Regions from separate parts of the Mus musculus genome. Here region 1 is linked to region 2. The links are chromatin loops, found by intact Hi-C in ENCODE. Cell type or tissue: gastrocnemius. All regions are shown on one strand. Each heading gives the region's core, and the rest is flanking DNA. Links, peaks and the distances in the headings are about the cores only.

The links. A loop is a pair of places that touch in the nucleus more often than their neighbours do. Peaks named below come from ENCODE experiments on the same cell type or tissue, not always from the same donor. Only the 100,000 strongest peaks of a DNase experiment are listed, where the experiment ranks them.
Region 1: it touches region 2 in a loop (3-fold over the local background); 21 of 42 quality-filtered maps call a loop at or near these places.

What each region holds. Positions count from the first base shown.
Region 1 is chr14:61,573,964-61,578,353 of GRCm38, forward strand. No RefSeq gene overlaps it. Among named protein-coding and RNA genes, the nearest start is that of Spryd7, 19 kb to the left of the region's middle. In gastrocnemius, for the core only: a CTCF peak has its summit at 2,412 (motif pointing right); no DNase peak of the experiment used is centred there; H3K4me3 peaks cover 979 bases; H3K27ac peaks cover 2,593 bases.
Region 2 is chr14:62,036,231-62,040,620 of GRCm38, forward strand. Gm35307 (a long non-coding RNA gene) reads left to right here. Exons shown (of 3, transcript XR_383481.2): 2 at 826-996; 3 at 2,326-2,697. Among named protein-coding and RNA genes, the nearest start is that of Gm35307, 3.6 kb to the left of the region's middle. In gastrocnemius, for the core only: no CTCF peak of the experiment used is centred there; a DNase peak (open chromatin) is centred at 2,386.

The DNA of each region.
Region 1 (4,390 bases), core at 96-4,095, 460 kb before region 2:
CTCATAGCTCCTTGGCGGTTGGTTCAAAGAGGTTATCTCTGCCCTCACTTGAGATGGCAATGTGGCTCCCATAAGATGACTGCTGTTGCCTACAGGCTGATATAGTAAGGCAAAAGCTTTGCTACTCCAAGAATCCAAGGTGACTGCAGGGCTGAAGACCCTGAGGTACCTTCTCAGGGTCAAACGGAACATTGTAAGAGGTCTTTGTGCAACCAGCCTCGAGGAAGGATGAGCTAGGACAGACAGTCCAGCTTTCAGAAGGACCAGAAGCATAGACCAGTGATTCCCATGCTGCAGGGGACTGACCCTAGATAGGACATTTAAAAAAAAAAAAAATGAAGGCAACCAGTCATGCTTTTTCTGCCTTGTAGGTTCTCGTGAGGAGTCAGCCCTTTCCAGCAAAAGCAGATTTTGACTGGCTGGTTTACAAGGATTAGAGGGAGTGGCGCAAGAAGAGGAAGGGATCCTAGATTTATTGACTTCCTCTGCCACCTCTCTGGGGCTGAAAAGAAAAATGGCTGCTTTCTTTGGAGAGGAGGAGGCCCAGATCTCCAATAGTCAGGGAGATCTGGTGAGGCAGAGAATGCTATCAAGAAAATGTCTAAGAAGCCAGGCAGTGGTGGTACACGCCTTTAATCCCAGCATTTGGGAGGCAGAGGCAAGTGGATTTCTGAGTTTGAGACCAGCCTGGTCTACAGAGTGAGCTCCAGGACAGCCAGGGCTATACAGAGAAACCCTGTCTCGAAAAACAAAAAACAAAAAAAACAAAAAACAAAAAAAAAAAACAAAAAGAAGAAAGAAAGGAAGGAAGGAAGGAAGGAAGGAAGGAAGAAAGAAAGAAAGAAAGAAAGAAAGAAAGAAAGAAAGAGAAAGAAAGAAAGAAAGAAAGAAAGAAAGAGAAAGGAAAAGGAAAGAAAAGAAAAGAAAAAATGTAAGGGCCAAATGTGTTTGCTGGCATCTGTAATCTTTGCGTTGGAGGAGACAGAAGGTGAGGCCAGCCTGGGCCACACAGTGAGGTCCAGGCCAGCCTGAACAACGATATTAGACCTTGTCTCAAAAAAGAGGAGAAGGGGAAGAAAGCCCTTCAAGGACATTCTCTCAGAAAGAATGGGAGAGGGAATAAGTTCCACAAGGGCCTGAATATTTGCTAAAATTCCTTACAGCTATCTTTTCAGATGCTGCCTAGACGCAACCCTGGGAGATTTGAAACTTTCAGGGTTACCCCAATCGAGCTCTTGCCAAGCCAAATGGCTGCCCGAGAAGCCGCTAATAGCGGCATGGGCTGCGTGCTATCACTAACTTTAGAACAGCTTCCAAGGGGTAAATGAGGACAAGGCCAGCACAACCACAGAGCAGCAGAAGCTGGACATAGGCTCGGGCAGGGCAGCCGGCCATCCTGTATTGAACTGGACACGACTGCTTCAGCCTTTAGCCTGTTCACACGCAGGTGATGCCTGTCTTAAAGTCTCATTATTACTTCAGATGCACCTTGTCTTATGTTTCGGTTGTTGCTGTTGTTTTTTAATCAGAAGTTTGTAATTTCAGCTTTTAGTTATTCCTCCTGAGTGCTGGATGAATAAACATGACCTGAAGGAGCCTTCCGAGTCTTTTGAAATGCAAGGCCTTTTATTTCTCCGTTTGAAAGTTAAGCGGTCCAAAACTACTGCTAACTACAGTAGAAATGGACCCCTCAGGAGGAGAGGGCACACCAAACAGCAGAGAGTGACTTTCCTCTCAGCTGGGATGCATTTCTGTAATTCTGTTTACTGAAGGAGCAGGGCAAACATTGCTCTTTGGGGCAACAGACTCTATGGAATTGTCTTCTATCTCCTCTCTCATAGCAACCAAGATTCACCATTGAGGCCCAACCCGGAAGCTAGCTCCTCTTAGGCCCTAACCAACTTACTCAGGAGTCCTATCAGCTGCCACCTCAAAATACAATTGAAAACTTAACCTTCCTCTCCCCCTGGCTCAAACTATCTTTCTCTTGCTGTTCCGGAAGCTGCTCCTCCTTCCCCAACCCCCACCTCAGCAGCACCCTCTCCCTCTGCTGTGGCCAGAGAGGGCTTTCAAAATCGGGTTATATATCCTTGTTGTCTTCCTTCACTCGTAAAATAAAACCTATCAATAGTAACAAGATGGCAAGGCCAACAGCACAGCTGTCCACTGCCCGGCGGCCTGAAAAGCTCCTGTAATCTTTTAGGCCATCCAGTCCAACAGAACTGGATCCTTGGCCTGGACGCAGAAAAGAGTTTCAAGGTGAACCAGTATGAAGCGTGCTGGGGCTTACCGAAAGACCTGTTTTTTTCTCAAGTATTTCCTTTTATTTTATTTGTATGTCTGTTTTTTTGTTTTTAAAGATTTATTTATTTATTATAAGTAAGTACACTGTAGCTGTCCTCAGATACTCCAGAAGAGGGCATGAGACTTCGTTATGGATGGTTGTGATTTGAACTCAGGACCTTCGGAAGAGCAGTTGGTGCTCTTAACCACTGAGCCATCTCTCCAAGCCCTGTATGTGTGTTTTGCCTGGTGTGCCCGCGTGCACACCATATGTATGCAGGAACCCAAAGAAGTTAGGATCCCAGATTCCTGAACCTGGAGTTGTAGGGTCCTGAGCGATCATGGTGCTGGGAAGCTTGCCCTTTGCAAGAGCATCCATTGCTCTTAACTGCCAAGTCATCTCTCTAGACCCCTTAAATATTTTTAATATAGGTTTTATGCATGGGGATTAGGAGAAAGAAAGAAGAGAGAGAGAGAAGGAAAGAAGGAAGGAAGGAAGGAAGGAAGGAAGGAAGGAAGGAAGGAAGGAAGGAAGAAGAAAGAAGCCCTGGGAAGAAGGTAGCATGGATGTGGGCTTCCCTGGGACAGAGTCTTATAAAGGACTTGTTAAGTATTGAGGCTATGGTCTTCAGTGAGTTGTTAGGAACCTAAATGAGACCACAAAGTGATTCCAGAGGAGCGCCTGATAGAGTTACAACTGATACACTCTAGGTCATAGGGATGCATAAAGCAGACACATCTCACTGGAAGCAGTTTTGAACTTGCAAGATGGCTTCATAGGTAAAGGCACTTGCCACACAAACCTGGCAACCTGAGTCCATCTCTAGAACCTATGTGAAGCTGGAAAGAGAAAGCTGGCAACCCCCCTCCCTCCCGCACACACACACACACACACACACATACACACACATTCTCAAATTCCTGGGGAAGTAGTGGGGCCCCACTCAAGGTTATATGAAGTTGGCTATTAAGCCTTGTTCATTGCTATTTTAATATAAAATACCTATATATGAAAGAAGTATTAGGCCAGGCGGTGGTGGCGTACGCCTTTAATCCCAGCACTCAGGAGGCAGAGGCAGGCAGATTTCTGAGTTCTAGGCCAGCCTGGTCTACAGAGTGACTTCCAGGACTACACAGAGAAACCCTGTCTCGAAAAACCAAAAAAAAAAAAAAAAAAAAAAAAAAGAAAAAGAAAAAGAAAAAGAAAAGAAAGAAATATTAGCTCTATGTCAGCAACTTTCACAAGTGATAATTGTGTGAAATTCTTTGTTTTTAATCTATGACTACTCTGACTGCTTGACAGTTTTTCCCTCTCTAAGTTGCTCTCAGATCTTCCTCACCTCTCTACCCCCACTGAACTTTATATTGTTTTTATCTCTTTAAAAAAATAGAATTAATCAAATAAACACACGCACACACAAATTTCTACAAAAATTCAAAAGCAGAAATCAAAATAAACAAGGAAAAGAACAGTAAGACAAAAAAAAAATGTCCCCCAAAGCTATGAGACAAAAGGTCTACAAAAATATTGAATTCATTTTGTGTTGGCCATCTCCTGCATGGTGTCTGTTCTGAAATTTAGTTAATATACCCAGTGAGACTCCACTGAAGGAGGTCCCACTTTCCTTTGTCAGTGGGGGTCAATTGCAGATAGCATCTTACTTAGGAGTTGGGGCTCACATCATCTACTGGCTCAGGGCTAAGACACCCATCTGGTTTGAACCTATGTCGGTCTTTTTCAAGCTACCACAGCCTCTGAGTTCATGTGTCTGAGTTCTCTTGTATCTGGAAGATATCCGTAATCTGTGACCTTTTCAGTCTTTCTACCTCCTCTTCTGCATGGATGCCTGAGCCTTGAGGGCAAGGCTTTCATGAAGTCCCCCACTTGCTCCACATTGTCCTGTTGTGGGTCTCTGTTCATTGCCATCTGTTGCAAGGAGAAGCTTTTCTGGTGATGGCTGAATGAGGCTGTGACCTATGGATATATCAGAGTGTCATTAGGAGTTATTCTACTACTGTGTTCCTTTAGTGAAATAATAGTATTAGGTTTTCCCCTAGGCACATGATCTATCTATTCCCTGGTTCTTGGCCAATTTAGCAGTGTCAG
Region 2 (4,390 bases), core at 154-4,153:
AGCTAGGATCCAAGCGATGATAGAGAACTAGTCTGGCCCCACAGGATGCTCCTAGCAGGACATTTGAGTGTTCATTTGCATGTGTAAACTTGGGGTAGTGCCAAGGGAGCAGGCTGTACCTGGGAGAGGTCAGGGAATGACAGGGGTGCTCAAAAGCCATCAGTGGAGACCTCTGACACAAAAGCTAGACAGTCTTCCCTGCCACCTTTTTCTAGTAATGCAGGTTTGAAGCCCGGGGCTCAGTGACTTTGCTGCTGTCCCCCAAGGCTTTAATCCTTTCCCAGAGTGGTGTAAGCTATTCCCGTGATTCTGCTCTGTGCTGGCAGTTACTGCCAGTCACACCTGACAGGTAGAGAGGAAGAACTGTAGACAGATTTGATAAAACACCATTTAAATCAGGAATTCTCATACCAGGGGCCTACATACAGGCTTTGTGTGATCTGGACCATTTCCCTATGAAGAATGAAAGACAGGAATTTCACTTTTTAAATTCTTTTTTTTGTGTGGAGATGACCTCAAGCCGAGCGGTCAGCCCACCGGAAGCCCCCTCAGCCCATCAGTTTCACACCTTGCTCTTCTCCAGGGTGAGAATTGACATGAGCAGCAAAGGTTCTCTCGGGGCTTCTTATTAGCCAAGAATGCAAGGAAATTAGGAGCTATCTACAGTAAATGAGACTCCGAGCTTTCCCTAAACACTTCAGTCTGCTGGTATCCAGTCGCTCCAGGGCAGACCCAAAGTGCTGTGACAGATCTTTTTAATGTGGCAGGCCTCAAGGGTGGATCGAGTTAGGCAATGTATCCCTCTTTATGCTCTTATGTTCACAGACAACACTACGACAGAGTAACTGAAAGCCTGGGACAGGTTTCCTCACGGTGATGTTTAAGGAAAGTGAGAGAACAGCTCAGTACAGAGCAGCGGGCAGTTCTGAGAGAAAGTAGCCTCCGAAGACAGGACAAAAGCGATCACGGTTGGGGCTCCCGCACGGTTGCACAAAGGTGTGTTTCTTTGACAACACAACCATTTCTTGAAATTGGTCTCAGTTCCAGCCTTTCCCGGATATTGATACTGCATTTTAACTCATGAGACTGATGGCTTCTCAGGCCTCACCAGCAGACTACAGGCTCTGGCCATCCAGCAGTCTGGGGAGAGAACAAAAAAGTTTAGAAGGGATTGTTTCTCCAAACGTTCTCGTTCATGCAATTCTACATTGTGGGCGTGTAGATATGTAAAATACATTTAGACTCTGCAACACACAGGCAGACACAGAAAGAGAGAGAGAGAGAGAGAGAGAGAGAGAGAGAGAGAGAGAGAGAGAGAGAGAGAGAGAGAGCAGGGATGATGGTAGGAAGCTGAGATAGATAGTGAACAGGCAGGCAATGAACAACCTGGCCATGTTAGGAGAACTTCTTCCTGCTAGCTCAGCTATCCCTACAGTAGGCTAGTCCGGGCATGTAGGTCTCTGCAGCCAGAATAAGGGGAAGAATTTCTTGGGTGGGGCTGACTTTTTATCTGCTGACAAGGAGATCTGCTCTTTGTTAGCTGAGGAAAGGTGGCCTTGAACATACACAGCAGACTGGGTGGCTGTTGTTGAGGGCCAGTTTGGTTCCTGTTGGAAACTTGAGAAAGATAGATTAGGCAAAACATCAAATGGCTCTGGGATTGGCAAGTGTTTCAGGATGAAAGAGGGGACCTTGCAGAGCGGAGAGAATTTCTCAAGTGTTAGACGCCATCTCTCTTGGGGGTTGTGATGGGTACCTGACTATGCATGCTGGGTCAGACTGCACCCTGCTCCAAGTACACCATATTGTCTAACACAATGGCTTTCCTGGGCTGTGTGCTGTCCTGGATGACTCCACTTTTTACAATAGCATGTGACTCCACCTTGAGGGCAGACACAGAGGAGAGATGACTTGGCACTTTGGTGGCAATCCTGTTCCACACCACCTATGAGGACAAGTAAGAATGTTTTAAGATTTTTAAAAGGAGGGACATATAAGCAGACCAGAATCATATCAGGAAAATAAAGCCTGAGAACTGACTGACTAAACACGCCAGGGTGCGGACAGCTCAACGTCATTACCTGGACCCCATTCAAAACAGGGCATCTAACACTACACTGTTGACAGCCCCTTTTGACTTGTAATCTAGTGTGTGCATCCAAGGTCTGACTGGCAAAGAACTCCCTACTACCCTAGGGGCTTCAGCTTATTGTGGTCCCCAAGCTTCTGACCTAGCCTATATGAATTGCCATCAGCCTGTTTGTTCATCCGTGTGAACCCAGGCTTACTTTTTTCTTCTCTGTCTTCCATTGTCCCGGACCTCAGCTGGGCAGCTCACTTGACTCTGCTCAACTCTGGGCTTGCTGTCTGAGTCTCCAGCCACCCCCTGGCAGCCCCTCAACAAGCTCAGCACTTGATTCCTACAGTGTCCATGCCAGCCTTCTGCCTGCCCTGCAGGAAAGCCTCTTTGGAGCAACTTGGACTCTGCTATACTATATTTAAGGCTTTGCAGATATCCTGTGACCTACATGTATTGTATGTCATTGCATTTGCTGTGTGATGTGTGACTGAAGAGTTCACAGTTGTAATTAAGATGGAAATAAAGTAACTTGTGTTTGCCAGTTAAGGGCAACAGGATTCTTTTCGCAAGTTGCAACCAATGAAAATCTCTAGACTATGAGTTTATTGTTATTTACACCATGGGACGGTATAAATATGCTTATGTTTCTCACATAGTATATTATAAGTTAGGGTTCTCTAGAGGAACAGAGCTGATAGATAGATAGATAGATAGATAGATAGATAGATAGATAGATAGATAGATAGACAGACAGATAGATATAGAAAAGAGATTTATTAAAATATATTAATTATAAATTATAAATATATTATATATATTAGTGGTTCAGCTAGTCTAATAATGGCTGACTATTAACAGAAAGCCCAAGAATCTAGTAGTTGCTTAGTCTTGGAAGTTCTATGTCTCAGTGAGTCTTCAGTGTATGACAAAATCCAGAAGTGGGCTTTATTGCCAGTGAAAGATTGGACTTGCCAGAGAGTGAGAACAGGCAGGCAAAGAGAGCCAAAGAGAGATTCCATCTTCCTTCTTCCATGTCCCTTGTACAGTCTGCTATCAGATTGTGTGGCCGAGATTAAAAATAGATCTTCCCACCGCAGAAAATCTAGATTGAAAGTCAGTCTTCCCACCTCAAATGATTCGATTAAGAAAACTGTCCTTCATAAGTGTGCCCAGGCCACTGAGCTTTAGTTGATTCCAGATGCAGTCAAGTTGACAACCAAGAATAGACATCACACACAGCATGCTCGCGACAGAATGCTTGTAAAAATTCGTGAGAGAGTACACCCAGAAAGGATGGATTCACTGCGTACCAGATTACAACTCCAGTAGCTGAGTGAGGAAAAAAGATTGGAGCTTAGCAGGCTTTCAATGCCAGGGCCTGCTGCTCTGAGCCACTAACACCTCTTCTAAAATACTAGACTTCAGTTTTTGTTAAGTCAAAAACAATCTCATGGTAAGTCCCAGCCCCCTCAGAGTGTGTAGAAAGCAGGGTGTTGCGGGTGGGCAGCATCTGTAGTTTCCAGAAGTGTCTTTGCTGATTTGGTCACTTTACTTTCACTTTATTTTGTTTATTATTATTATTGTGCATGTTGGTGAGCACACACATACCACAAGGCACGTATGCATGTCAGAGAATGCTCTGTACAGTTGGCCCGTCCTTCACCCTTCTCCCTAGGGATCAAACACAGGTCAGCAGGCTTGCACCAAGCGCACCTTTACCCACTCAGCCATTTAGCCAACCTATATTTTCTATTTATTTAATTTTATAATCAGGCTCATGAAGAGGCTGAATATCAGACATTGACTTTGGGGTCCCAAAGTCATGGCTGTAGAGAAAAGTTAGAAGTTTCCGACGGGTTGTCTACGTAGAAAACCCAGGAGATGAGCTGATCCTTTAAGAGAACACCTTGGTTCCTGGACTTTGAGTAGAAGCAGTATCTACACATGGCTAACACTTGGACAAGGCCAAAGGAGTTTCTACACTAGTGAGAAAGAGAGAAAGCCACCAAGAAAAAAAGACAACCAAAAAAATTCACAACAAACATGGACACAAATGTTAAAAATGCCAGCCCCCCCACCTCAATATAGCAAGAAAATTGTAGTTAATTGAGCAAAGACGAAATTGAATAAGTTGGCAATTTTCATTTTTTCAAACTAAGTGTGATCAATATTATCCTAATCAAAATAAGAAAAATGATATATTCTCATGGAAATGTGACTGTGAAGTTGATCTGGAAGCATGGATAAATGAAAGTAACCAAGAAAGAGATAAAGACTTAAAGCAAAAAACAAAAACAAAAAGACAAAAAG